Regions from separate parts of the Mus musculus genome. Here all the other regions are linked to region 4. The links are chromatin loops, found by intact Hi-C in ENCODE. Cell type or tissue: heart. All regions are shown on one strand. Region 1 has its middle 18 kb from the start of Gm31676. Region 2 has its middle 26 kb from the start of Gm31676. Region 3 has its middle 54 kb from the start of Gm4419. Region 4 holds the start of Ywhaq (tyrosine 3-monooxygenase/tryptophan 5-monooxygenase activation protein theta). Region 5 overlaps Gm31624 (a long non-coding RNA gene). Region 6 overlaps Iah1 (isoamyl acetate-hydrolyzing esterase 1 homolog). Region 7 holds the start of Itgb1bp1 (integrin beta 1 binding protein 1).

What was found. Hi-C counts contacts between places; a loop is a spot of excess contacts. Peaks named below come from ENCODE experiments on the same cell type or tissue, not always from the same donor. Only the 100,000 strongest peaks of a DNase experiment are listed, where the experiment ranks them.
Region 1: it touches region 4 in a loop (1.9-fold over the local background); 10 of 42 quality-filtered maps call a loop at or near these places.
Region 2: it touches region 4 in a loop (2.4-fold over the local background); 9 of 42 quality-filtered maps call a loop at or near these places.
Region 3: a loop joins it to region 4, with 2.6 times the contacts of the local background. A loop is called at or near these places in 9 of 42 quality-filtered maps.
Region 5: it touches region 4 in a loop (3-fold over the local background); 2 of 42 quality-filtered maps call a loop at or near these places.
Region 6: it touches region 4 in a loop (2.2-fold over the local background); 2 of 42 quality-filtered maps call a loop at or near these places.
Region 7: a loop joins it to region 4, with 11 times the contacts of the local background. A loop is called at or near these places in 4 of 42 quality-filtered maps.

What each region holds. Positions count from the first base shown.
Region 1 is chr12:21,523,417-21,527,416 of GRCm38, forward strand. No RefSeq gene overlaps it. Among named protein-coding and RNA genes, the nearest start is that of Gm31676, 18 kb to the right of the region's middle. In heart, CTCF peaks have their summits at 2,298 and 2,499; no DNase peak of the experiment used is centred here.
Region 2 is chr12:21,515,885-21,519,884 of GRCm38, forward strand. No RefSeq gene overlaps it. Among named protein-coding and RNA genes, the nearest start is that of Gm31676, 26 kb to the right of the region's middle. In heart, no CTCF peak of the experiment used is centred here; no DNase peak of the experiment used is centred here; H3K27ac peaks cover 822 bases.
Region 3 is chr12:21,470,375-21,474,374 of GRCm38, forward strand. No RefSeq gene overlaps it. Among named protein-coding and RNA genes, the nearest start is that of Gm4419, 54 kb to the left of the region's middle. In heart, a CTCF peak has its summit at 2,409; a DNase peak (open chromatin) is centred at 2,277.
Region 4 is chr12:21,415,792-21,419,791 of GRCm38, forward strand. It overlaps Ywhaq (tyrosine 3-monooxygenase/tryptophan 5-monooxygenase activation protein theta), which reads right to left and starts at 1,645. Exons shown (of 5, transcript NM_011739.3): 1 at 1,007-1,645. The coding sequence starts at 1,300. Gm4419 (predicted gene 4419) reads left to right here and starts at 2,091. Exons shown (of 4, transcript NR_166748.1): 1 at 2,091-2,291; 2 at 2,425-2,499; 3 at 2,839-3,043. In heart, no CTCF peak of the experiment used is centred here; DNase peaks (open chromatin) are centred at 970, 1,840 and 3,220; H3K4me3 peaks cover 3,427 bases; H3K27ac peaks cover 3,081 bases.
Region 5 is chr12:21,612,181-21,616,180 of GRCm38, forward strand. All of the region lies in intron 1 of Gm31624 (a long non-coding RNA gene), which reads left to right. Among named protein-coding and RNA genes, the nearest start is that of Gm31624, 13 kb to the left of the region's middle. In heart, a CTCF peak has its summit at 1,789 (motif pointing left); no DNase peak of the experiment used is centred here.
Region 6 is chr12:21,316,558-21,320,557 of GRCm38, forward strand. It overlaps Iah1 (isoamyl acetate-hydrolyzing esterase 1 homolog), which reads left to right. Exons shown (of 6, transcript NM_026347.3): 2 at 819-871; 3 at 1,341-1,489; 4 at 3,213-3,374. Among named protein-coding and RNA genes, the nearest start is that of Iah1, 2.2 kb to the left of the region's middle. In heart, a CTCF peak has its summit at 1,812 (motif pointing left); a DNase peak (open chromatin) is centred at 464; H3K4me3 peaks cover 856 bases; H3K27ac peaks cover 407 bases.
Region 7 is chr12:21,284,517-21,288,516 of GRCm38, forward strand. Itgb1bp1 (integrin beta 1 binding protein 1) reads right to left here and starts at 1,768. Exons shown (of 7, transcript NM_008403.5): 1 at 1,590-1,768. It overlaps Cpsf3 (cleavage and polyadenylation specificity factor 3), which reads left to right and starts at 1,781. Exons shown (of 18, transcript NM_018813.3): 1 at 1,781-2,028. The coding sequence starts at 1,979. It overlaps Gm25821 (a small nucleolar RNA gene), which reads left to right and starts at 3,411; the gene lies at 3,411-3,543. In heart, CTCF peaks have their summits at 448 (motif pointing left) and 1,847; a DNase peak (open chromatin) is centred at 1,755; H3K4me3 peaks cover 2,350 bases; H3K27ac peaks cover 1,587 bases.

The sequences.
Region 1 (4,000 bases), 110 kb after region 4:
TTAACATGCTTGGAAGATGAGCACAAGGACCTGCTTCTGATGCCCACTACCCACATAAAGAGCCAGGCACAGTGGCACACATTTGTAACCCCAGTGCAGACGTTAGAGACAGAAGTACTCCTGGCATTCACTAACCAGCCAACCTCGCCAGACTGTCAAGTGCCAGATCCTATGAGAGACCCTGACTCAGAAGTCAAGGTGAACAGCTCCTGAAGGATGATACTTGAAGCTGACCTGTGGCCTCCAAATGCTTGTGCACACACGTGTACCTGAGAGTGTGCACACAGACATGCATGCACACACATGTACATGGAAGAGCCAAAAACATCATTGATGGAAATTAAGTGAATACATAAACTAATAAAAAGACATCTTGCTGGGCAGTGGTGGTACACACCTTTAATACCAGCACTTGGGAGGCAGAGGCAGGCAGATTTCTGAGTTCGAGGCCAGCCTGATCTACAGAGTGAGTTCCAGGACAGCCAGGGATACTCAGAGAAACCCTGTCTCGGAAAAAAAAAAAAAAAAAAAAAAAGACAACTTCTGTTCATGGATTGGATGATCTAGTACCATGAGGAGTTTAGCCATGTTTTAAAACCATATTTATTTTATTTATTTAAGTACATAGTAGCTGTTTTCAGCCATACCAGAAGAGGGCATTGGATCCCATTACAGATGGTTGTAAGCCACCATGTGGTTGCAGGGAATTGAACTCAGGACCTCTGGAAGAACAGTCAGTACTCTTGACCGCTGAGACATCATCTCTTCAGTCCCAGTTTTATCCATTTTTTTAAAAAAGTTCACTCTCTTTTTTTCTTTTCAAGACAGGAGTTCTTTGTGTAACACTGGCTATCCTGGAACTTGCACTGTAGACCAGGCTAGCCTCAAACTCACAGATATCTGCCTGCCTCTGACTTCCCAGGACTGGCATTAAAGGCATGTGCCACCATTGCACAGCTAAAAAATACTCTTATTTATTATTATTTTTAATGACCATGAGTGTTTTGCTTACATGTATGTCTATGCCACGCAGAAGATTGCAAGCTTGTACTACCACTCTGGAAATGAGTCTGGCGGTTCCTCAGAAAATTAGACATAGTACTATCTGAGGATTCAGCTATACCACTGCTAGGCCTATTCCCAATAGATGCTCCAATGTGTAACAAGGACACATGCTCCACTATGTTCATAGCAGCCTTATTTATTTATAATAGCCAGAAGCTGGAAAGAACCCAGATGTCTTTCATCAGAGGAATGGATACAGAGCATGTGGTAAATTTACACAATGGAATAATACTGAGCTAGTAAAAACAATGGCTTGCATGGAGGTCAGAAGATGGGGTGTTGGATCTCCTAGAACTGGACTTGCAGGAGATTGTGAGCCACCACGTGGGTACTGATACTAGGTCCTCTGTGAGCCACCATGTGGGTACTGATACTAGGTCCTCTGCAAGAATTACACATGCTCTTAACTATTGAGTCATCTGTAGCCCCAGGGCTTTAATGTCATCAATACACTCAAATTGTGACAGGGTCTCACTGCTGAGGCCTTCCCACAAGTAGAGGACTGCATTCTCCCAGGATCTCACCCCCTCTTCATTCCCAGGTCTTCCATAGACTTTTCCAAGGGTCTGTCTTCCTGACTTAGGGGCAGCATATATGGAGAATGAGCCAGTATAGCTTGTATACATGCCTGATGTGCAAAGTGTAGGAGGTGTGTGTGCGTGCTGCATGTATGTATTATGTATTACATACGTATGTATGCATACATGCATATGTCCTCCTGGTATCTAACAATGTAGAGATGGGAAGAGACAGGGAACACATAGGAGCTGGCCACCCCCCACATTGCTATGGTACAGTGAAGAACATTCAGGGATCCAAATTCTAAACCCTAACCAGGTTCTCCAATCCCCTTTGAAGATATATTTGTCAAGGAAAAAGATTGGAGCATATTTATTTCATAGTTTGAGTTTGATGTATCACTTTCAAATATTCAGACACACAGCATGTCAGCCTTGGACTATATGCTTGCCCCAAACCCTGAGATTGTCTCAGGAAGGTTAACTATATTCTCACAAACTTCCTTCTTCCAAGGACACCCCATATGTCTACCTTCCTCAAATTCGGCTGAGATTCCCAATTTCCTTGGACAGATATAGGCCCTATAGTGCCTTCTTAACTCCATTACCCAGCAGGAACCAAGGGCTCCTCGGAGGCTCTGAGCTTCCGAGACTTGCTCCTGTCTCCCTTCAATGTACCGCTATGAGGATGGAACTGGGCTTACACCCAAGGGTACCCAGTAAAGTACTGGGACCGATGGAGACGCACTTCCAGATATGGCCACTAGGGGGCAGGAACACACAGCTACTCTGCAGAAGAAAGTGGGGCTTTGTGGTGACTTGAGCATCTAGTTCCAGTACATGTGTGGGCCAGGAGGAGAAGAGAAAGGAGTAGAGGACTCTGGTAGCTTCTGCGGGCCCCAGAGTACTTCTTTCTTCTTGCCTTTCTATGCCTTTCCTGTCTTCCTTCCCTTCCTGCTGTTTAGAGGCTGAGATCTAGGTTCAATCTTGACTTTGATGGTCTAGGATACCTTTTCTCTCTAACCTTAGATTACCCATCTGCAAAGTGGGAAGAATAATATATCCAATTTAGTGCACATTCCCTTTGCCTTTTCCTTGGGGTGGGGGGTTGGGACATTTTATATAGGACAACCCGTTCAGGCTGTCAGGAGCTCCAGGCTATATCCTGGGCAAAACTAGTCCCTCCCTCTACCCCAGTGTGAGCTGGCTCATCAGGCCTCCGTTCCTGGTAGAGGATGCCATGAGATTCTGTTCAGTGGTGCTGGGCAGGCTGGCTGAACTAGTCAGACTGGAGTGACTTCTACCCCAGGCTGGGAACTTTAGCAATGTTGGAATGTATTCCGAACCTCAGCCGGTCCTGCTGCATGTCAGAAGAGATAAGCAGGTGTACAGGAAGGATGGATAGGTGGATAGGCGGAAGTGGAGGGGGAGGGAGGAAGGAACAAGGGGAGGATGGATGGATGGGAGGGAGGGAGGGAGGGATAGATTAGTTCATGCATTACTTCAGAGTACTTGTAGCAAAGAGATTTCCATGCACGGTTCTAGCAGAACCCTAAGGACTTCTTAAGAGAACCAAGGTCTAGGCAGTCAATGGAGGGGTGTCCCATTTTGAGGCTCCCTGTCTCTTAGAGTCAGCACAGATAGTAGCCATAGGGGTTTTGGTCTACATTTTCAGATTCTTCCAGACTGCGGGGCTTGGTTCATGTTTGCATTTCTCTCTTTATTCAGCAAATACTCCCTAGGCCCTTCTCGCTAGGGGTCCCATCGACCGAGGGAATGACTCAGGAAAGACTGAGCAGGGTGCTCTGAGGAAATGGTTTTAAGCGTGAAGCCATGTCCACAGGGGCTCCCAGCCAGAGAAGTCACTGTCTCAAATCAGAGCCAGAGACCCAGGGTAAAGTAAAGACACATTTGCATAGAGCTAAGTCCAGACCTGGGATCCTAAGTTCCTGTTATCCCCCATTGCAAAGCTTCCAGGGAAAGGGTTTCTGGGAGAGCCCGGAAGTGGGGAATGTGTCATAAGCGTGGGTGCTCTCTCCCCAGCTGGCCTTGCCTTCTCTCCTGGCACTGGGTCACACCTGCAGGGCCTCACCCACTACTGACCTAGATTTCCTTGCCACTCTGTCAACAGTTCCAGGGTGGAGCAAAGCATCTTCAGGGGCCCAAACAGAGTCATGACCAGCATCACAGAAACCTAACCCCACCTTCCCCCCAATAGGGTGGAGCTCATGCCTGCATTTGTCAGGGTTGGAGTGATTCTTCCTGCAGGCTTCTTGGACCTGGCTGTAGCTCTGACCTCTCCAGCTAGGCCATGCTCTGGTTGACAAGGGCCTCCCAGTGGGTGGAACCTACTGGCATTTAGGGACAGGGACCACTAAGCGCCAAGAGCAAAGGTACTGTGTAATTGAGGTCATTGC
Region 2 (4,000 bases), 100 kb after region 4:
AGACCGTGAGGGCAAGTTCACACTGGTCCTGGGTAGGACCATGCTTGCATCTAAAACCCTCCGGGATGGAGACAGTAGCCCCACCTGAAAACCCGCACACCTGGCATCAGGAATGTTCACCTTCTCTGGCTTAAATGCTCTCTGAAAATGAGGTCCTGTATCATCCTACCTGCACTCCTTCCTCAGTACTAAACAGGCGGGGATGGCTGCTGAGCGTGAGAACGGGCTTTGTTCATACAGGGACTTCAGCAGATGTACAGAGGAAGAATACAGAGAGTTTGGACAAAGGACTGAGGAACAACTCACCTCCACCGTATCTTAGGAGTGTCACCTTGTCTTTCTCTGCAACAGGAACACATTCATGGGGGAGAGCATGGCATAGGAGGGGAGCTCAGGCACATCTCCTGGGGCGTCCCCATCCTACCCTCTCTCAGCCCCATGACCACAGGGAAAGACCTGGGACTCTAGACCAGAACCCGCCATCGACCAAGGACAGATCAACACCGTGGTGTCCCTTAGATCTCTGTGTCCCCAAGTGCGGCCAAAGCAAAGCACCTCACTTGCTGCAACCCTCATGGGGTTGTTGAGCTGATCAATTGAGGGTCCTGTGGGAAATTTCTGGAAGATAGGAAAGTAGCTTTGGGTGAGGACACAGGCTGGTGACATCACAGGCTGGTGACACAGTCTTGAAGAAGCCATTCTGATGACAAACCCTGAGTTTGGAAGAGGGGACCAGTGGTTGCTTAAACTACATGGCACTTATGATTGGTGCCATCAGGGGCTCCCGAGTCTGTCTTCCAGGGCTGGCAGGGCTGGCTCTTCTTTTGGACCAGGAGCTGCTGGCCTTATGGGAGGACTCATTTTTCACAGTTAAAGGAGGTCCTGAATATAGAAACCTGGGAGAAGGACACTATTGTGGAAGGTGTTTAGGGACGTATGTTGCAGTCAGTGGCTCTGATAAGGACAAGGCAGACTCAAAAGGTCACAGCAAGAGTGAGGATCATCCCTGCATGACAGGAGAGCCAGAAGGAGAGCAAACACTGAGCCTCCCCTCAGTTCCCTGGAGAGGGCACAAGCCAGGCTGTTGAAGGAGCCAAAAACACTTGAGTGAGCACGGCATAGGTATGCAAATTTGTGGGCCTCAGAGCCATGGAGATTCAGCATGGAAGAGCCTAGAACTGCAGAATCATTCAGAGACATATTCCCAGTCAGTGCTCCTTAAATCAAGGCCAGTGTCACAGTAAGAGCATCACTGTGTGTGTGCCACACTAGAGCAGGCTGAAACATGAAACACACACCAGGCAGGGGTCCCCACTGGTTGGGAGCCCAGCTGTCCACATAGATTCATTCTGACTGTCTTCAACACATCATGGATGCTTCTATGGTTTGCAGCCACTAGCCAGGCCCTTACTGCTACAGTTCTGTTATACCCGATCTTCATCTCTGGACCATAGTCATGGCCACATCCACCAGGATGCAAGGGCCGAGCCTAGGTGGGAACTGTAAGGCTCACTGCCAGGGTGAAAATGGGGGTAGGATGTGTGTAACTCCTGCTTCTGTAAGGGGGACGAGGCAGGCATTGCAGACGAAGGGGCCAATATTAAGAAATAGGACTTTTGCCAGTACTGGAATCTGGCTTTATTTATTCTGGTGAGATCACACCTTAGTGCTGGCTCTCAAAGGAAGAAAGGGTTTCCAGGCAACATATCTGTTAAGAGACAGGTCTCAGTAACTCAAATGAGATCCCTGGCTTCTTGCTTCATACCATCTCTGGCCCTTTCTCCTGTTTGTCCTCTGAGCTCAGCCATAAGAAGAAGGATGTCACAGGGAGAGATGGCCTTCTCAGACTGCATCTTAAGTGTCACCAAAGAGTCAACCAAGTAAATGTAGTCACCCCAGATGGGAGGGAGTGACCAGTGAATAGGCCTGATGTTTAGTGTCTATGGTGGTTTGAATAGAATCGATCCCCATGGGGATTTTTGAATACTTAGTCACTAGACAGTGGCACTATTTGAAAGGATTAGAAGGATTAAGAGGTGTTGGCATGTTGGAGGAAGTATGTCACTGGGGTTGGCTTTGAGGTTTCAAAAACTCATGGCAAGCCAAGGATATCTCTCTAGGCCAGTGGATCAGGATGGCCAGTGGAAAGCTGGGTGTGGTGGCGCACTCCTTTAATCCCAGCACTTGGGAGGCAGAGGCAGGCAGATTTCTGAGTTCGAGGCCAGCCTGGGCTATACAGAGAAACCCTGTCTTGAAAAACCAAAAAAAAAAAAAAAAAAAAAAAAAAAGAAAAGAAGGATGGCCAGTGGATCAGGATATAAATTTTCAGCTATTGCTGGGGTGTCACATCTGCCTGTGTGCTCTGTGTGCTGTTATGCTTCACCCCCTCCCTCCCCCTCCCCCAATGATGATAATGGAGTAAACCTCTGAAGCTGTTAAATGCTTTCTTCTATAAGAGTTGCCTTGGTCATGGTGTCAATTCACAGCAATAGAACAATGAGTCAGAGGCAGAGTCAGAGGCAGAGTCAGAGGCAGAGTCAGAGGCAGAGGCAGAGGCAGAGGCAGAGGCAGAGGCAGAGGCAGAGGCAGAGGCAGAGGCAGAGGGGCAGAGGCAGAGGCAGGTGGATCTCTTTGTGGGTTGATTCCAGCCTGGTGAGCAAGTTCTACACAGAGAAACTTTGTCTCAAAAAAAAAAAAAAAAAAAAAAAAAAAAAAGAAAGAAAGGAAGAAAGAAAAGAAAAGAAAAGAAAAGAAAAGGAAAGGAAAGAAAAGGAAAAAGAAGCTTTTACCCTAGGTAACTTGGTGATTTTGTTGTTGTTTGTGGTTATTTTTGTTGTTTTAGCTTGGTCTTTATTTTGTTAGGACAGATTTTCTTTATATGTAGTCCTGGGTGTCCTGGAACTTAAGCTGTAGACCAGGCTTGCCTTGAACTCACAGCGATCTCTCTGCCTCTGCCTCCTGAGGGTTAGGAATTAAAGACGTGTGCCACCACCACCTTGTCTGTTTTAATCGGCTTATTGAGGATGGATACCTGACCCTGATTTGGAGCACTGGTTGTGACCCTCAAGTTCAATAACACTGTCTCAAAAACAAACAAACAATTTTAAAAAATGTTTTTAAACAGCAGACTCCTCCTCGTGCAGCCCTCACGGAATATAAAAAGAGAAGTGTACAGGAGAACATGGAAATCCTGTTTCAGGACACATTTCCTTTGGGATTTAAATAAGCAGTATGTAGAGGAAGGGAACCAGCCCTGTATGCTAGACCTCAAAGCCAAAGCTGCCTTGCTTTCTACACAGGCACATGCATTTTTGGCAATAAAGGATGTGATAGGCCCCGGGGAGGCAGTGTTCCTGTTGACAGCTGTTTCCATGGTAATGACAGGCCTGGCTACAAATAGGTAGAAAAGGCTGATGTGACTAACCTTGGAACTCACCGGGAAGCTGATTATGTTCCCTCAGACTTGCAGCCTAGAGGGAGAAGCTTTATTCTCCTGACACAATTGACCTTCAAAGCTGCTCTGTTGGACTAGAGACTTAAGGTCTGGCTCTCCTGGCTGCGCTGACTTTATCTTGGTCCTTCTCAGGGATATCGAAAGAGGTTTCCCAGATGCAATTGAAAGGGTTCATGGGAATCATGGGAAAGCCTTCCAGGGCATCATATCATGTCGTTCAGAGGGCTACTTGAGTATTCAGTTTACTTTGAGCCTTTTTTCCCCCCAAAGGTGTTTGCGTGTGTGGGACTTTCATTTGGTGGGGTGCTTGCCTGGCATGCATGAAGCCATGTGTTCCATCCCTAGTACTGCATAAATGCAGCTGAGTGTGGGGCACAGTACTTGTTAGGTGAGATCAGGAGGGTCAGATACTCAAGGTCATTTCTTCTGCATGTAGAGACTGAGGACAGCTTGGGCTGAGTCAGCAGACAGAAGGCATGAAAGTGTGGTGATCTGAGTTTGATCCCCAGAGCCCATGTAAAGGTGGAAGGAGAGAGCTAGCTCCAC
Region 3 (4,000 bases), 55 kb after region 4:
AGGCAGAGAAGAAGCTGAGAGTTCTACATCTGGATCTGCAGGCAGCAAGAAGAGAACTGAGACACACTTCCTCCAACAAAGCCACACCTACTCCAGCAAGGCCACGCCTTCTAATTGTGCTACTTCCTGTGAGTCTATGGGGCCATTTTCTTTCAAGCCAGCATAATTGCTGAGCTGGGATGTCCCTCAGTTGATAAAATGTTTGCCTAGTGTGTTCAATCCTTTTTTTTTTTTTTGGTTTTCTTGAGACAGGGTTTCTCTGTATAGCCCTGGCTGTCCTGGAGCTCACTTTGTACACCAGGCTGGCCTCGAACTCAGAAATCGGCCTGCCTCTGCCTCCCAAGTGCTGGGATTAAAGGCGTGTGCTACCACGCCCGGCTTAAAAAACATTTTAATCTTTCATTGAATATACTATAAGAGAGCAGCAGCTGGCCAGTAGCTAATGGGCCACACCCGTAGCTTTCTTTACACTAACCTTTCAACTGACTTATAGTAGTTATATTTTCTTGTGGTCATGGCATTACAAGTCCATTTGTGCATATACAATGATCCAATCAGGGTGTGTCTTAGGGTATTACTGTTGTGGAGAGACTCCATGATCAAAGCAACTCTTTTTTTTTTTTTTTTTTTTTTGGTTTTTCGAGACAGGGTTTCTCTGTGTAGCTCTGACTGTCCTGGAACTCTGGAACTCACTTTGTAGACCAGGCTGGCCTCGAACTCAGAAATCCGCCTGCCTCTGCCTCCCGAGTGCTGGGATTAAAGGCGTGCACCACCACGCCCGGCCCAAAGCAACTCTTGTAAGGACAACATTTAATTAGGGCTGGTTTACAGGTTCTGAGGTTCAGTCCATTATCATCAAGGTGGGAGCATGGCAGCATCCAGGCAGGTATGGTGCAGGAGGAGCTGAGAGTTCTACATCTTCATCTGAAGGCTGCTAGCAGAATACTCACTTCCAGGCAGGTAGGACTAGGGTATTAAACCCAAGCTCACAGTGACACACCTACTCCAACAATGTCACACCTACTCTAACAGGGCCACACCTTCTAATTGTGCCACTCCCTGAGCCGAACATATACAAACCATCACAGGGTATCTTAGGGTTTCATTGTTGTGAACGGACACCATAACCAAGGCAACCCTTATAAAGGCAAATATTTAATTGGGGCTGGCTTATATATTCAGAGGTTCAATCAATCCATTATCACGGCAGGAAGCATGGCAGTGTGCAGGCAGATATGGTGCTGGAGGAGCTGAGAGTTCTACTTCTTCATCCACAGGTAGCTGAAGGGGACTATCTTTTGCAGGCAGCTAGGAGGAGACTCACCATACTGGGCAGAGCCTGAGCATAGGAGGAGACCTCAAAGTCCACTTTTATAATGATAGACTTCCTCCAACAAGGCCACATCTCCTAATAGTGCCACTCCCCATGGCACAAGCATGACCACAAGCATTCAAGCACATGAGTCTATGGGGGCCAAACCTATTCAAACCACCACACAGGGTAATCAGCATTTCATCTCATGAATGTTGCTGCTGGATTGGAGCCTTCTTACCCCCCCCCCCCCACTCACACTCACACAGTGATTTTTCAGATGTGTAATTAAATTAAATTAAATTAGCGAGCCCAGAGCTTCCTAAGGCCTGTAGCTATGTCTTTCATGTTTCCCTGGCTTCTGTGGGGAAAGATGTGATCAGCGCCCCAGGGACTTGTAGGAATTTCATCTCTATCTCTAATTTACAGGAAATAAGCCTTCTCTTAGCTTCAGCTTCCCCGTTTGTATAATGCAGGGATTAGGTACGAAATGGCCAAGGTTGCGTCGAACGCTAACATTTGTTGATTTGGTGTATCCAAAGGAGACCTGATCCCCAGAAAAAAAGTGAGAGATGGGCAGGGAGAGGAAAGAAGGGAGTGAGGAAATGAGGGAAGGGGAAAGAAAGGAGGGGGAGGGAGGAAGGGAAGGGGAGAAAATGGAAAGGGAAGGGGAGGGAGGGGATGGGAGAAAGGAAGGGAGAGGGAGGGGAGAGAGGAAGGGAAGGGAAGAAAAGGGAATGGGGGAGGGAGGGGAGAGAGGGGAAGGAGGAGGGGAGGGAAGAAAAGGGGAGGGGAGAGGAGGGAAGAGAGGGGAGCAGCCCTTGTGTTTGCCCAGAACAGAAGCCAGGAGGCATGAAGGCTTTGGTTCCACCTATTTCTGGCTCATGAGTTCATCCTGAGGTCTATGCCAGCCCCCTGTGGTTTTTCATCTTTCCACTCCAGTCAACATGACAAAATGACTAAAAATACAGCACACCCCACAGTCTGGCCACCCGGCCAACACCCTCCCTTAAATCGACTCATTTTCTTAGGTGTGAGGTGGAAGAGAGCCAGGGGCAGGCTGTATTTGGAAGTTTTGACTCTCTGGCACTCCTCGAGGCTGAAGTCTGAACTCCAGTCTCCTCATATTGTGAGGATTATATGAAATAAGTGTAGATGAGAAACTGACCACAGACTGAGGGCTGGGTCCGTATCAGTTTCTACTTCCCTGGCCCTTTCCTTCACTTGTGCCCTTCTGGGAGTTTCTGTCACTAAGAAAGCTTATCCCTAGGTTGTGTGCTAAGTGAGGGATGAAGGCTACCCTCATCAGTTTTAATTGTCAGCCTGGCACTGACTAGAGTCATCCTCCACTGAGGAATCAATTGACTTGATCAGATTATCCAGGGGTCATGTCTATGGGAGACTCTCTTGATTGTTAATTGATGAATAAGGCTGGGCCCACTGTGGGCAGCACTACCCTCTTCCCCGGGTGGTCCTGGGCTGTGAAAGAAGGCTAGCTAAGCCTGAGCCAGCGAGTGGGCCAGCACACATTGCATATACATGGCTTACCCTTCAAGTTCTACTTCAAGTTTCTGCTCTGACTTCCTTCAATGCTGAACAGTGACTTGGAAGATGAAATCTTCCCTAAGTTGCTTTTGGTCAGTGAGCCTGGCCTTTAGCAATAGCTCGGGAAGATTTATCCCCAAAGTCCCATCATGCCCTCAGCATCTTAATTTTGAGCGTTGTCGCTAGTGCAGCTTCAGAGATTTCTTCAGATGTCCCAAGGTCCTCCCAAGAGGAGTCAGACTCCATCAGGCATCCTTCTGGAAGCAGTATGACTCTGCAGGTGTTTTCTGAGCCATGATTCCTGGGCAGGAGTCCAGTCCTCTTTCCCATGCCTCCTCTTGCTTCATTTATGGCCTAAACGAAGGGCTACTTCCAGGTGGGGTCCCCTATTTTCTGCATCACCTGACTCCATGAAGTGGGGTGATCCTCTTTATTTTATTTTATTTTTTTAAATCAAAAATCAAACACCTTTTCTTGGGGTTTCCCCAAAGGCAGTGTTGCTGTGAGTTTCTGGGGTCTTTATAGGTCTGGACGTATCCTTGCTTTAACCTCACCCTGAACAGGAGAGAGGTTTGGACAGAGCTCACCACCCCTCCCATTTAGAAGCTCTGGTTCTCCTATACCCCAGCTCTGACGAGCTTCCATTGAAGATGCTCCTCACAGTAGCCCTAGTAGCTTTAGAAGCGTCTATGTCTGGAAACTTGGAGAATGTTTGTCAGATGTTCTGAGATGGCCCAGAGTCCTGAGTCCTGATGTGGGTCTGAGCGGTCTAACAGAAGAGCATACATGGTTTCATGTTTCTGTCTCCTCTCAGAGGGTGATAGGGATAGTTGTCTTGGCACTCACCATTCATGAATGTGCTTAATCCTGTCCTCTGGTAAGAAAGGATGCCCTGAACTGTGGCTGCACATGTCAACCCTAGGAGCCACTTTTTACCTTCCTGACGCTAATATGGCTGAGAAAGAGCCTGCTAATGACAAGTGGAGGGGACATAAGGAGCCTTCCACCACTCCAGATATGTTGAATGAACTTATTTTCATTGTGTGTGTGTGGGGGGGGGGGGGAGAGGGGATTGGGGGAGGAAGAGAAGAAAGAAAGAGAGGTGGAGATCAGAGGACAACTTTTGGGAGTCAGTTCTCCCCT
Region 4 (4,000 bases):
TGTTCTAGGTTCCATTGATTCGATGTGATAAAGAAATGAAGGCTAGAAGGGAAAGCCCCTTTTTCCCTTCTCTTATGAAACCCTGCATAAAAGACACCTAAAAAGATCCAGGGCAAGCCTATCAGCTACCAGCTGCCTCATATAAAGGTGGCATGTGAAGAGCAAACCCAGCAGCTACTTCATCATCAGTCTATAACTACCTATCAATGTGAACAGGAGTCACAGTTTGCAGCATTAATATCTGACACTCTATGGCATGCTATTTAAATTTTAGAAACTTGCTTTATTGAATAAGAGATCTGGGCAATGAATGACTCAAGATTTAAAAGTGCCCCCTCTAATAAGGGTGAATCATAGCAGTTAACATCCCGGTTGGGACTGGATAGTGCAAAACCTGGAAAGCCTTCCTTGCCCATCCACACCAGAAATGCTTTCATTTCCATACACCGGACTAAAGTGAGGCAACAAATAGAAAACAAACAAACAAACACTATTAAATAGTGAAATTTGACCAGGGCATGGTATTCTTCAAATTATCTGTATCCTTTTCATCCAGTGAACTCATCCACCCACCCACCCCCACACCTCTTTAGCAAGGAAAGGCTCAACATATTCTTACATGAAAAATAAAACATGTCTAGATTTTTCACTCCTAAATCTTGGGGGGCTGGGGAAATTCTAGCATCTCTATGGTAAAAGTCCCCATGCCTTCTACGACATGAAAGAACTTACAGATCTCAGGACCACTCTCCTGGCACAAGGTTAAATAGGTCTTTTTCAGTCTTGTGCAAGCCTACGCGGCTACTCCCCCCAAGTTTTTGTACCCCAGAGCTTGGGAAAAAAAGAGTTACCCACCCCCGAGAAAGCTCTGAAACAGGTAAGAAGGAAGCCTGGGGCTCAAATCACAAACTCTCTATCCCACAGGTTTCTCCCCATCGGGAACACCACACAAAAGGGGTGTCGCTCCCGCCGCCCTACTCCCTCACTAATGCCGGCGCCAACTCACCAGGACCGTGGTGCAGATGGACCTCAGCTCCGACTCCACTTTCTCCCGATAGTCCTTGATCAGCTGCAACTTCTTGTCAGAGGTGTCGGTCTTCTGCTCAATGCTCGAGATGACCCTCCAGGCGGACCTGCGGCCCCCTACCACGTTTTTGTAGGCCACCGACAGCAGGTTGCGCTCCTCGTTGGACAGCTCGGCGCCCTGCTCCGTCACGGCTTTCATGCAGGTGGCCATGTCGTCGTAGCGCTCGGCCTGCTCGGCCAGCTTGGCCTTCTGGATCAGCTCGGTCTTCTCCATGGCGAGCGAGGGCGAGCGCCGAGCCGGATCCGGAGTCCTCCTGAGAGCCGCGAGGGGCGGGGCGGGGCGGCGCCGGCGAGGACAAAAAGGAGCGAGGAGAGAGCGCGTCAGACAATGCAGCCGGACGCCCGCTTTGTCTCAGCGCACGAGGCGGCGCGTCCTCCGGCCTCTCACGGGGCCGCCGCCTTCCGCCCGCGCCCTCCGGCCCGCCCGCCGCGCCTCCCCAAGGCCGGAGCGCGGGCCCCACCCGGCCCAAGATGGAAGCGGCCGTTGGTGCCGCACCTTCCCGTCCCAGCCCGAACCTCAGGCGCGCGGTAGCCTAGCAGATATGAGGACCGTGCTCCGCCAACCCGGCCTCGGTACCTCGCGGCGGCTGTTGCAGCCGCAGTCCCAGAGCTGTGTCCGCACTCACCTTCTAGTCTCCGCAGCCGCGACGCGAGTCCCACCACTTTGATCTGCTTTGGGCTTTAGCCGAGGACCCTCCCGTCTCAGCCTAGCACGGAGCCGACGAGCTCGCCACCGACCAATAGAACGCTGCACCTCCCCAAGGAGTCCCGCCTCTAGCTTCTCCTCTGTCCAATGAGGGGCGAGCGCGCGGAAGGGGGCCCAGGGGGCGGGGCGGGAAGCGAAGCGGAGGCTCCGAGGGTGGGTCGGCTCGGGTAGGTTCGGTTGGCCCGCAGGCTGCGGCTTCGGCCACGGGGTTTCCTCCAATTAGATCCAGGGTGAATGGACGTCACTGTTGCCATGGCGATGCTTTTCCAACTCCCCTCATCCTCCCCGCCAGCCCGGCACTCCTGGGTGCGGCACGGGACCGGAGGTGCTTTCGACCTCCGAGGCTGCGACCGCGTGTCCTGTAGCAGCAACCACTGCAGATGGGGCGTTGCAGCTCTCGAGCTGCTGCGGCTGCAGCTGGACTTGGCAGGGGTGAGATAATTAGCCCTTTTGATGCACAAGCGCCTTCCTTTCTTCTACCTTCCTGTTCTTGACAAAGGTTTGTATCCCCAAGACATTAAAATGCAACCCTTACAATTTTCCTGTTTCGGCTACAAATTAGAAATATCCTGATCCCCATTAAAAAAGGATTCGTTCCCAGAGAAAGTGGCTTAATTCAAGTTTTCACACAGGCACCCGAAAGCCAGCAATTCCCTTATGGAAAGGTAGATTCAGGAGATCTGGGCAGGACTGCGTGGCAGCGTCAGGTAAGCATTTCTTTAAAACGGGGAAATGACATTAAGCACGATTTGAACAAACACAGCTGTGACTACCCGATCCCCGGAAGCATATTTCTTAAACATTTCTTTACTACTTTTCCACATTAATGTCTAAGTACACCCTGCCCCGAACACACACACCTTTGTACTCTGTAAAGCATGTATGCATGCTTTTGTTTTTTGTGTGTGATGGGTTTTTTTTCTCCTGATATATTTGTGAAGATCTCATGTTTTTCTCTGCACAATAAACACCCTTCTGAAATGAGAGCATTTGCCCCAGATGCCATGTATTCAGGGTCACAGCTAACATTTTTCTCCTTTAAATAGGCTCCCTTATTTCCTAGCCCTCAATCCAATTCCTAGTGAGGTGGCTGTCCTACCGGACTCAAAGAATGAAACTGCCACCTGGGCTCTGAAGAGATGCCAGTTCCAGTAGTTCCTCAAGGGTTCAAAGAACTTCAGTGACTGCCACAGGCAAAGTGGATTCAAATGCTAAACGGAACCAAGCAGACCGAAGACTGCAGAAAGGAAGGTCTGACACTGAGCACAGATGGGGGGGGGGGGGGGAAGAGACGAAGCTTCCAGAAATTCAGATCTCCTCCCAGCTGCCCCTCCCTACCCAACTTGTAAAGGTTGCTTTGTGCTTTGACCAGGAGAGGCCTGGTTGGAAAGTGACTCTACTCTGTCTTAATACAGAAACGCCTTACTATGCTCCAGTGCAGCGGCGGACGGCCCGGTGTTATTTCTGGAATCCCCAAGGCCAGGCTGCAAGACACACGAGCGTTTATGTTCCTGTGGGTTGGGGTGGAGCTGGACACACAGAAATCCCAACGGATAAAATGCCTTCTGTATAAGCAGTGGATTTCAAGATTCCCTAAATTAGAGCAGCAAACCCAGCCCATAGAGAGGAGACGCCCATGGAGGTGATGAGAGAGGAGACATATGAAGGGAAATTGTCAAAAAGGTTGTTTCTGAGTGAGGCCTACCCAAAAGAGGCACGTGCCAAATATTTACCACAAACAAGCTCATATGATCATGTGAAATCAAAAACTGACACATTATGAAATTGTAATATCTGAGGGACTCCATAGAATCTGCTTGTGTCTGAAAAAAAAATTCTTGGTACTTCAAGTCCCAGAACACAGAAAAGCTGACATTTAGAGTGGCTTTATTTGTTATTATTTTATTTATTTATTTATTTATTTATTTTAAAAGATTTATTTATTTATTATATGTAAGTACACTGTAGCTGTCTTCAGACACTCCAGAAGAGGGAGTCAGATCTCGTTACGGATGGTTGTGAGCCACCATGTGGTTGCTGGGATTTGAACTCCTGACCTTCGGAAGAGCAGTCGGGTGCTCTTACCCGCTGAGCCATCTCACCAGCCCTATTTTATTTATTTATTGAGGGTCACACTGCATTTAAATCCTGCAAGGATTAACTCATTCAATATACTTGATGCCACTAAAAGGGAAATGTTGTAAACAC
Region 5 (4,000 bases), 200 kb after region 4:
GAGGTCTGTCTCTCAGATGCTGGGATTACAGGTAACTGCCATACCTGCCCAGCTATTACATGATTCTAGTGATCTGCATTCCGGTCTTCATGCCTACACAGCGCATGTTTCATGCACTAAGGCATTGTCTCCCCACAGCCTTGTTTTAAAAAATTAAATAAAAGTTTTGATGTTTGAGTAATGACAGACCCAAGGGAAGCTGCAGCTGGGTCCATGCATCTGTCCTTCAGGTTCAGCCCCTTGTCCTGTCCTGCACAGCTACAGTGACATTGAAGTCAGGGATAGGGACACTGCTACCATCCACACAGCTTTGTCATATCATGTTTGTGTGCACGTGCAGACATGTGCATGCTGTGGGCATGGTATCTGATACAGTTTCAGGGCATGTGTAGATCTGTGTTGTCACTGTCACTGATGGCTCTTCCTATGGTTAGAAAATTGCAGAGAAGATTCTGTGGGGAGGTGACCGTAGGGACTCCTAATAATGAACCTTCCTGGCCCATCCTCATCCCTGAATCATTCCTTCCTGCCCCATCCTCGGCTCTGCACCCTTCCTTCCTGCCCCATACTTGGCTCTGCACCCTTCCTTCCTGCCCCATCCTCCTCTCTGTACCCTTTGTCTAGGTGGCTTTCTGCTCAGGCTCACTTCTGAGTACCCTCCCCCTGTGGTCCATCCTGAGGTAAATAACCAGCTTAGAAATCACAATGGACTAGTTTCTAGGCTGCATTTACCAGAAAAGGCTACATGTCTAGAAGGCTTTGCAGGGCCTTGTGCTAATTTTAGCTTAAATCAAAGAAAATACACTTTCTTTTTTTTTTTTTAAACAAGGCAACGGATATTTAATTTGCTCATCAGAAACATAGGAAATATATCAAGTGATATTTCAGAGAAATGCATTAATTACAATAACAGCCTTCATCCTAAATATTTATACATATTCCCAAAGATTTAGGCTGCTCTAAAATTCAGTTACATGTCCTCTTTCTGCAGTAGGAAGTCGTACAGAAAAGCATAATTAGTCAATTAGGTACAAAGTAAAACTTATTCTTACTGTTCTGATATGCATCAGTTATCAACTTTCTACCATCTAAGGCTCAGAGAACTAGGTGTCTAAAGATAGAAGGAGGGTCACCGGCCCTTGCATATGAGGCTTATTTTAGTTTATGATGCCTTACTTTAAAGCCACAAGTCCATGTATGTGTGGGCTACATTAATTGGCATAGAAGGTGACTAATAATAATAACAAATACAAATCAAAAATAGTAAGAGAATTTGAAGAGAGGAGTGGGATAGAGGGGCATTACTATTGAATCTGCAAAAAATTGTCATGGATTTGTATGCTCAAATGAATTATACAAATGTATATGTTTGGAGTTTTAAGAGAATCAAAAATATTTTCTTGTTGATTACATTTAACAGCTGCAGCTGAAGCTGGAGTGACTCTGAATTTCGTGTCATGAGCTTAAAGCATAGCTCCGTGCACAAGTGACCCCATTGGGGGTGCTTCTGTTTTTTGGCTAAATTCTACACTTTGAGGGTTCTTTCATTACTGAGACAGATTCTGAGAAACCTAGCAAGTAAACTCCCACAAAAGCAAGGGGGAGGGAAACACCGTATCTTCTTGATATCAATTTTCTGCTCCACATATTTTCAGTCACTCACTAGAATATGAATTCTTCCATCCAGGAACTCTAATGTTGGAGGTCTGTAAACAGAAGCCCCAGACTCACCCAGGGGAAAAATAGTCAGTCCTTCAGGCTGCAGAAGCAGCAATTGAGTAGTGCACCACTGCCATCTAGGGGTCACGTTCAGTGTTGCACCATGGGGTGGCTCTTGAATATCTTGGAATCTGGGTTTGTTAGACTGTTCCTGGGCCTTTCAATAGGAACAATTCAGTCAACTTCAATGGCTCCCAGAAAAAAGAGGTCTAGTGTAGAGAAGTTGGGAGTCAAGGGGACCCTGAGATGAAGCTGACAAGACTTCCCACACCCTTTGGAAGGGGACAGAGCCAAGCAGTGGTGACAGTATCAAGGGGCTCTGGGTCAGGCAGCACAGGGTTTGAGTCCTGAGTCTGTCCCTTGTCAGGTACTGGAGCTAGAACAAGCTACTTAGGCCTCTTCATTCATTCTATGAGACAGGGCGTTCCTGGGGAGCCAAAGGTGGCCCCAAATTTGAGATTCTTCTGCCTTAGCTCCTCTAGTACTGGGATTGGAAGGGTGACCCATCATGACTGGACCACTTAAACTTTTGGAGACTGGTGTTTTTAATACATAGTGGGAAACAGTACTAATGATCTGACCCTAATTAGGCCAGCATGGCCATTAAAAATTATGTGAACCACGAGGAACATAATAGAGCCACCAAATGGAAGGTATATATAGTTCTTACTGACCAGTAGCTAGTAAGACTAAGAAGGAGGTATGGGGGACAGGGAAGGCTACACAAATGAGACAGAGAGACAAGGTTTCACAGGGTCAGTAGGCGTTTTCCATTCAAAGGGGGAAGGGCAGTCCAGATGCGGGAACCGTGTGTACAAAGGCATTTTAGTAAGAATTGTCCCACTGTGCTGAGTGCATTTCATTGAGTTTGGCATGGTCTAAGCTTAAAGTGGATGAGGTGTAGCTGGAGAGAAGCTCAATGGTTAGAGCACGTACCACTTTTGCTGGGATCAGAATTTGGTTCCCAGCATCCATGTACCAGGGCTTACAACTGCCAGTAACTCCAGCTTCAGGAGATCCAATATCTTGCTCTGGGCCTCCACAGGCACCTGCATGCATATATGCAAATGCATGTAGTCTTTCTCTCTCACACACAGGCCCACAATTGAAATAATAAAATAAATCTTAAAAATCCACTGAGTGAAATAGAACAGGTGAGTTTGGCTAGAACCTCCAGGAGGGCTCAGGAGTCCATCTTGCTTCCAACCTTCCTCCAACCTCTCACCTCCCCACCTTGACATTCCCTCTCTGGGCTTCCTGCTACCACTGTCTCCAACACTGTCTGGCTACAAGGTTTGGTATAGAGCAAGGTGTGGATTGGAGTTAGCTTCACCCACATCCACAGAAATGCAAAAGCCACATTCTGCAAGGCTCACCAAGACTTTGTCCCTTTTGGGTGGTGTTTCCTTCACATGCTTAAATGGCCCTGGCTTCCTGACAGGAAGTTCATCTTTAGATTTGAAAATGGACTGTGGGATTGTAATCTTAGGGGTGTGTTGGTAGTGTCCCTAAGGCTATGAAATCTGATTAGCACCTTCACTTCCAACAAGACATCCTGTGGGTGTTTTGGGGTCCCATGGAGAAGGCTAGCTTAGGGTTTGGCCACAAGACAACTTCTTCCTTGAATACGTTCTTCTTTTTCTTTTTAAAGGTTTATCTAAATTTATTTCACATGCATTGTTGATTTGCTTGTATGTATGTCTGTGTGAGGGTGCCAGATCACCTGGAACAGGAGTTAAAGACAGTTGTGAGCTGATATGTGGGTGCTAGGGAATTGAACTCAAGTTCTGTAAGTGCCACCAGGGCTCTTAACCACCAAGTCTTAATTAGTACTTTCTATGACAATTGTCACGTTTTGTTTTTGTGTCGGGGTCTCACTATGGAAACCTGGCTGGCCACAAACTCAGTATGTAGCTAGGAATGGCCTTGGACTCCTGATGCGATTTTCAGGTCCCCAGACTTCTGGGGTTGTAAACACAGATGGAGGCCAGAGGACAACTTATGGGAGTCGGTTCTTCCCTTTCACCTTGTGGGTCTGGGAGATCAGACTTGGTTTCTGCTCTTCGATTTTTGATTTGAGGTCTCACTATGGAGTCCAGGTTGTCCTAGAACTCATGACTTTCCTGCCTCAGCCACCTCATTTCTGTGCTCTTACTTCTGCCCCTCACTGTACTCTCACATCTTGTGTGTCTTTGGGTTCTCCATTTGAGAAGACTCCCAAGGCTGGAGAGATGGCTCAGTTATTAAGAGCACTGACTGCTCTACCAAAGGTCCCGAGTTC
Region 6 (4,000 bases), 99 kb before region 4:
TCCAGGCGCGGTTCTCCCCCACCCCACCGTGCTCCGCGAGCCGGTACGGATCCCGAGCTGCCCGACTCCCCCGGACTCTGGATGGCCCGGTGCGCGTCGGGGTGCACGGGAGCTTAAAGGGTCCGCCTTCGCTTGGTTGCAACCTCCTGCGGGTTCTTCACCGAAGCTACTTTGAACTTTGAACCGACTAGTTCACTCCTCTCTTCCTCAAGCGGCTTAGGTCCAGTACCAAGTGGTTTTTGAAAACAATGCTTTCAACAGCATGAAAAAGTAACCCTATCTGAAAACATATAGTTCCCGATTGAGGAAATTCTTCAAGATGCCTTCCTTCAGGGAGATTAAAAAACAAAACAAAACAAAAAAAGACGCTTCTCCACAATTTACTCGTACGCGGGCTTGGCTTTCCCTAGTAATTGGCAACATTGTTTTTAGATATTGGGCATTAAGTTTTTGTGAGTGGGCGAGATGGCGCAATACTGCTGGAGGATTGCCATGACTGTCAGGGAAATCAATAGAGCATAGGCTTCCTTAGTTTTCAGCTGTGGAGAAATGGGATAACATTATGTCAGCTGACTCAACATAGTTGAGCTTTCTGCTGTTCAGATAACGAATGTCTCTAATGTTAGGTCACAGTAAAACCCTCTCATGTCCAGAGAGTTTCCAAGTGAAGCCACAGTAATTCTCAAAATACCTTCCCAAGCAAGGAAGGCAAGAAAGAAGCCTGGGAGTGTCTAAACGGAGTCTGCATCTAACAGGCCTGGCCCACCACCATGCCATAGTGTATAGCTGTGTGGGTAGTAACAGACTTCTTTCTTCAGTTTTCTTTCCAGCAGGGTGGATGGGGCTCGTTGCTGGCTGACAGACTAGTCAGGTAAGAACAGTTCCTAGATTGTACTTGGCTACTTTCTGGTGGGAAGCATAGTCAGAGTGAATGGTGGAGGCTTTTATCTGCTAGCTTTCCCCTCCTGGATACATGTTAAAGGAAAGGAATTCAGGTTCAACAAAATCGAGTTTCTACCACATGGGAACCAGCAGCACTTGTATTGGCTGCTCTGCCTTCCTGGAACCTTTCAAACCAGCCTGTTAGTGGGTTCCTAACGTTCTGTACCCGTTTGGTTAACGTCTATCGGAAAGTCCATTTTAGATGTACCTTGAGTCACCACTAAAATGTATAGAATTAGACCCTTGTATGGAATTCATATCTCATTGAGGGACATGAGGAGTCTGGGCAGGGTGAGCGTTCCCATAAGGTTCACAGAACACGGGTTAATTATGGACAGCTCCCAGGACTAGGTTATGCTCTTAGCTCATAACCCATCTTTTTAACCAATTTCTTTCAGAAAGTGTGATGTTCTGAATCGTGGATTTTCAGGTTATAACACCAGATGGGCCAAGATTATCCTCCCAAGACTTATCAGGAAAGGGCCTGGGATGGAAAACCCAGTGGCCGTTACAATCTTCTTTGGTGCCAATGACTCTTCACTCAAAGGTAAGGACATCCCTAGATCACCTTTGGTTTGCCTGGACTCAAACAAATACATGTTTATATTACTCTCCCACCAGACTGCTTCTGTATCTCCCAGTAGAAAGCTTTCCCGGGAACTGAGTGTTCCTGGGGCTCGCTCGCCTGTGTGGGTTTCTTTGGGCTTTGATGTGGTCAGATTTGGCTCAGGTACTCTAGGGCTCATTTCCCATATGACCGCCTCCTTGAACTCACCTGAAAGTACTTTTCATTGTCTGTTCCTGCCCTCTAAGTCCTCAGCTGATACAGTTGGCAGCAGAAGGCTTGCTTCTGGGGCATGCGCCCCCTGGTGACAGAGGAGTGTCCTCTTTGTTAGGTTTTTGGTTTTTTGGGGAGGACTAGGCTCATGTACCCTCTAGTGACAAAGAAGGGTCCTTTTTTGTTAGTTTTTTTGTTTGTTTGATTTTTTGAGACATGATCTCCTGTAGCCCAGGCTGGCCTCAAACTCACTAAGTAGCTAAGGCTAGTTGATCTTTCTGCCTCTACCTCTCAAGTGATGGGAGATCACGTGATTATGGAGAAAGACTGGCCAGGATGGTTCATGGGTAACTTTGCTTTTTACTCTCTGTGTTTCGCACGGAGTCTGCGGAGAGCCTAGTGCTTGTGTGCCAGCCTGACTGGCAGCAAGCCTGATGAGCGACTTTACACACTTGACTGGTTTTCACGGCTAGTTTAAGAGGCAGACCTGCCATTACCTCAGCTCCCAGTGAGCACACTGTGAGCTTCAGAGGGTTAAAGCCAGTGTCAGTGAAGGTAGGGCAGTCTTACATCATAGCCTACACATCAGCCTTACGGATGATGGGGAACCTAGAGAAAAGACCTGGACACTGAAAATCTCCTAGCCAGCCTCCGAGGCCTGAGCTGTGAGCCATGCAAGTAAATGGGTTGAAGAGGAAGGAGTCTTTTCTTTGTGTCTCGGAACTCAACAGTTCCTCTGTGACACTGAAAATTTGCAAAAATATATTCCTGCCTGGGTGTGGTGGCACATACTTGTGGTCTTAGCCTGGGGAGGCTGAGACAGAAGAATCACTGCATGGTCTGGGCCAGCCTGTCTTCAAAACACAAAGGCCGGGCTGGAGAGATGGCCCAAAGGGTAAGAGCACAGACCGCTCTTCTGAAGGTCCTGAGTTCAAATTTCAGCAACCACATGGTGGCTCACAACCATCCGTGATGAGACCTGACTCCCTCTTCTGGTGTGTCTGAAGACAGCTACAATGTACTATGTATAATAAATAAAGAAATCTTTGGGCAGAGAGAACAGGGAAGGGGTGAGAGGGAGGGGAAGAGGAAGGGAGAGAGAGAGAGAGAGAGAGAGAGAGAGAACACAGAGGCCTAGGAATATCATAGGGCTATCACACAGTGGGTCGAGTGCTTGCCTGTCCAGTTCACTTCCCTTCCCAGTCTGACATAAAACTAAGGCTAAGTGTGGGTGTGTAGGCTTTTAATCCCAGCACTTGGGAGGCCAGGGCAAGGGCAAGAAGATCTCTGAGTTCTAGGCCAGCCTGGTCTACATAGCAAGTTCCAAGCTCTCTGGACTATAGTAAGACCCTGTCTTGGCTATATAGTGAATTTAGAACCTGCCTGGGCTATGAGCGACTGTCTCAAAAAGGAAAAAAATAAACAAAAGTATACTCATCATGTTTGCCATTGTTTCTATAAACCATGAGACTGAGCTGCATGTCTTGAACAGATGAGAACCCCAAGCAGCACGTCCCCTTGGATGAGTACAGCGCAAACCTGAGGGACATGGTGCAGTACCTGAGGTCTGTGGACGTCCCCAGGGAGCGGGTCATCCTTATCACGCCACCCCCGCTCTGCGAAGCCGCCTGGGAGAAGGAGTGCGTCCTGAAGGGTGAGGAGCAGGCCTCAGCCTGTCAGAGCTGAGGGTGGGCATCGATCACAGCTGAGGTGTGGGCGCTGAGGGCCTCCACTCGATGGAGGGACCTGTCCCATTTTCAGTCAAGTGAGAATCGAGTCTTTCTCTAGAGCAGTGCTTCTCAACCTTCCTAATGCTGCAACGCTTTCACACAATGTTGTGCTGACCTCCAACCATAAAAGTATTTCATTGCTACTTCAGAGCTGCAATTTTGCTACTCTTATGAATCGCAGTGTGAACATTTTTGGAGAAGAAGTTTGCCAAAGGGGCTGTTTGAGTGGGGTTGCCCACCGGTTGAGAACTGCTAGACTATTTTTGGCATAAATGGGGGGGGGGTGTCCTGGTTGTATGTAAGTCAGGAGGGCATTGATGACCCAGAACCCACTGTCTGTAGTTGCCAGATGCCAAGATACACACAGCCCACCGGCAGCCACACAGGTGCTCACACCAAGTCCCCATCTGCAGCATTCTCCCCTGGCACAGGGAAGGCACCTGCAGCATAGAGCTCTGCAGATGGCCGCCCCTTCAGCTGCCAGGAGCCCCTCCTGTCTTGTCTCCTTTGGCAGTTGGCAAAGTGTGATGGTAAAATCCCTCCACTTTGT
Region 7 (4,000 bases), 130 kb before region 4:
CATTCTTTCAGCGTGAATGTGATGATCCTCAATCTATAGAAAACGCCCAAGTTCACAGTCTGACACACTTAAAGAATCCACACACCCACTATAGAGGCTTTGTGGGTAAAAGCCCTTACTTTTAAAAAAAGAAAAGGTGTGTGTAGGAGTAGATTGCCCCTGGAGCTGGTGTTGAGCCACAAGCACCAAAACTTGGATCCTCAATAAGACAGGTAGATGCTCTTATCCACTGAGTCAGCTCTCTGAATGAATGATCTTGTCCTACAGAACTCCTTGTGGCTCTAAGGTCTGCCTCCACATTTTAGCCACAAAAAGAAGGAGGAGGGGGGCTGGAGAGGTGGCTCAGCGGGTAAGAGCACTGACTGCTCTTCCCGAAGGTCCTGAGTTCAATTCCCAGCAACCACATGGTGGCTCACAACCACCCGTGATGAGGTCTGGCGCCCTCTTCTGGTGCATCTGAAGACAGCTACGGTGTACTTACATATAATAATAAATAAATCTTTAAAAAAAAAAAAGAAGGAGGAGGAGGAGGAGGAGGAGGAAAAGAAGATAACAATGATTTCTTTCAAACACAGATCAGAGCTCAGTATTATTAGGCCGTTGTTCACCGGTGTCCTACTAAGATTTGACTACTAAGATTTGACTAAGGAAGGTCAAATCCCTCCAGCAAGAACCCACCCAGGGCTCTCCAACCACTCTCTCTCAAGCTTGTCTTCAACAATGAGCTACACATCTCTCAGGAACGCAAAGCCACTTTGGTTCTGAGCGGTTCTAAGCTCCTGTATGTTCTTATACTATCTAACTTTCCCTCCCACAGAACTCTCATTTTGTAAGTTCCTTGGCAACTACTTGCCTCGCACAACTTATTTCGGGCCTTTTAAAGAAAGCCTTCCTTGGACTTTCAGGTTGGACTAAAAGACATCAGATCACAGCATTAAAATGTCATCTTCTTCTTTAAACTCCCACTCCCTCAACTAACTAGTGCAAGGCGAGGCTGAATTGGTTCTCAGTAGATAGACAGTATAGCGGAAGAGGACTCGTTACAGGGTTCTGACAATTGCCCTAGGAGGTGATATCCAATAACGTCGCCAAGATGCTCCAGAAACCGCTAGCCCTCACTCTGGCCCATCTGGAGCAGCCGGTCCCTAGGGTCATCGGAGCCTTCCGAGCAGTGAGAACGCCCAGCTGCATTCACGTGAGTCAACCAAGCCAGAGATTCAATAACTTGTCCCACATCACAAAGTTTACTTGGGGACCCCGACAAGATCAGGCTTCCAAAGCTCTGCACACATGCCTCGCACAAGTGAGGATGTAGACAGCTAACTCCAACCCCACCTGGGTGCAGCAACAAGCAGAGGGAGGCCTCAGGGTCTTGCGGAGCCTGGTCCCCGGGGAGGCAGGCGGTAGACCTGTCACGGGAACGCGGGTCCCTCCCTGACCGGGCGCCGAGCTCCTCTTCCTTTCCCCGGTTTGCACTCTGTCGGTGCCTCAGCCTCGGGACGTGGAGGGAATGGGAGGACGGCGGGCTGCGGGGTACTCCCCACACACCCGCACCCTCTGGCCCGGCTGAGGCGAGGCCCGGTTCTCACCTCGCCTCCTCGGCTCGTTCCCCGGTCGCCCCGGTCTCGCGGGGTGTGGGATGGTCCAGCGGCGGCGGCCGGTAGGTTATTCCAGTTCGTATTCCAGCTCCGGCTTTGCCAGTTTTCCTGCCCTGGTCCGCTGGGCCACGCCCCTATCATGCGCAGGCGCAGTCTTTAGGCCGCGCCTCCAGTTCCTTAACCGCACCTCCGGGAACCTAAAGAACCTCGTTCTCGAACCGGAAGTTGGAGGGCCGAATCTAGCTCCGGGAACGCTAGAGCGCCGGAAGTTGTGTGTTGGTGGTGGGGGTTTTTTCTTCTTTGGTTTGCAGTAGCTGTGCTTTGAATTTAGAGACTGCGGCGACGAGTTCGTGGTCCACGCTGCTCCTGAGACTGCCAGGATGTCTGCGATTCCTGCAGAGGAGAGCGACCAGCTGCTGATCCGACCCCTGTAAGGGATGCGCTAGAGAGGGAGCGAGCCCCCCTCCCCGTATGTGTGAGAGCCTGGAGGGACCCCCGCGGAGGCAGCTGCGGGTCCAGCCTCTCAGGTTCAAGGGATTTGGAGAACATTGATCGATGGGCTATCTAGGTTGAATGTCATTTTTCCTTCAGTCTCGGGGAGGGTATTTTGGGGAAAAAAAATCCAGGTCATTGGGTGTTTTCATAAAGAAAGGGTTGCCAATTAACACAAGTCTGGATCTCGTACATCAGAGCAAGCCTTGAGGGAACCGACAGATAGAGGACACTGCAAGGAAGAACTGCATCTGCCTCCTTTCCAGGACCCTACACGTGCTCAGATGGGCGGGGAAATTAAAGACGTGGTGTATGTACTTTGAGAGCTCAGACCTTAGCAGAAGGTAGGAGGAAATTGGAGAGGGGAAAGCTGAGGCGTTTCCGCGAGAAATTAAGAGCTAAATCACCATAAAAGATTGGTTTTAGTGGAAATGGCGTTCTGGAATATTTTGTAGAGAATTGCCTCACACATTTAAAGGTGCAGAACGTACTGGATGAGCGGTGAGACTCATCCAATACACGTGGTTGTTGTTCAGCATGAGACACTATTTGGCACCACATGAATGTGTACATTTTCAAAGGCCGGAAACTATCTCCTTTACCCACTCATAAAGTAAGATTTACTGAGCACTTACCAATGAATGTACCCAAGTGATGCTGTCATCTCCCTATATACACTAAGCAAATATCAAACAAAATCACCAGGCATGGGCTGAGTTCATTGATTTCACGCCTTTGGTGAAATTGTAAAGTGGGGAGTGCTGGAATGAGTTTGTGAAAATAGACAGCTACGTTGGTGTCAGACCTGAAACCCAGTCTTCCTGTTTAATACGGAAGTAGCCTCAATGAACCCACTTCCTCATGTGGAAAAAAGCACTCACTGTGAGGAGTGCTTGCTCTTGGGCAGTGCAGTGATACCAGTGACCGTGCTCAGTGCTCATTTTGACATCTGTTTCAGGAGTATAGGTCAGCACTGTGCTGAGTCTCAAAACAGTTGGAAACTCTTCTGACAGATCTCACGCATTCTGGAAATGTGATTGACATTCGAGCTAAGGCTTAAAGAGTTGGAAAAAATTAAAGACAGTATTGGAACCATAATGTTCCAGGCGCACACAAAAGGTTCTGATTTATGGCCAGTTTTACTTTGGTTGCAGGTAACAGATTAGCAGACGGATTGGGGCAGGCTATCTCTACCTTATGAAGGACCTTGTATACATACTAAAGAGCTTGACTGTTTATCACACCAGTTATAGTAAGCCGACAAAAGATTTAAAGCAACTGTGTAATACAGTGGGAATTAGATTAAAGTTGTGGCTACTTTCCCTTTTGAAAGCATTCATTCAGTGGCCTTTTGCTCGTGAGCCACTGAGCTGTCCTGAAGGGGCAGAGTGAAAACATCACTTTTGGGGGAAGTGGTGACATGTTGTTTGCTTCAATCAGTGTTGTGACAAGAAAAACAAAGAACAACTCCAGTGTGGTAGACGAATATGGACGAAGTGAGGAGAATCTGGTAGGATGTAATCACAGTCCAGTCCTGAGTGATGAGAGCTGGTAGCCAGTGAAAGGGGTGGGGGGGAGTAGAAAGGAGTGGATTTGAGGAGTTCAGGAGTAAAGTCTTGACAAGTGGTCAGATGTCATCTGAAGGGACGGTGGCAGGACACAGGCAGAGAGTACACGTCAGGTCTCTTGGTTCTGTACAGGAGGTGCAGCAAGGGAGAAAGTTTGATCTTGTTGTTTGGTGGGAGTTGTAAATATGTAACTTACCATACCTTATAAAGCTGTGCACTTCGATATGCGCTTGTTTGCTTTGGAGTATGTATGTGTCTGTAGGTTTTCTGTTAACATAGAATCTCGCTAGGTAGCACACACTGGCCTGGAACAAACCCATGACAATTCTCTTGCCTCAGTCT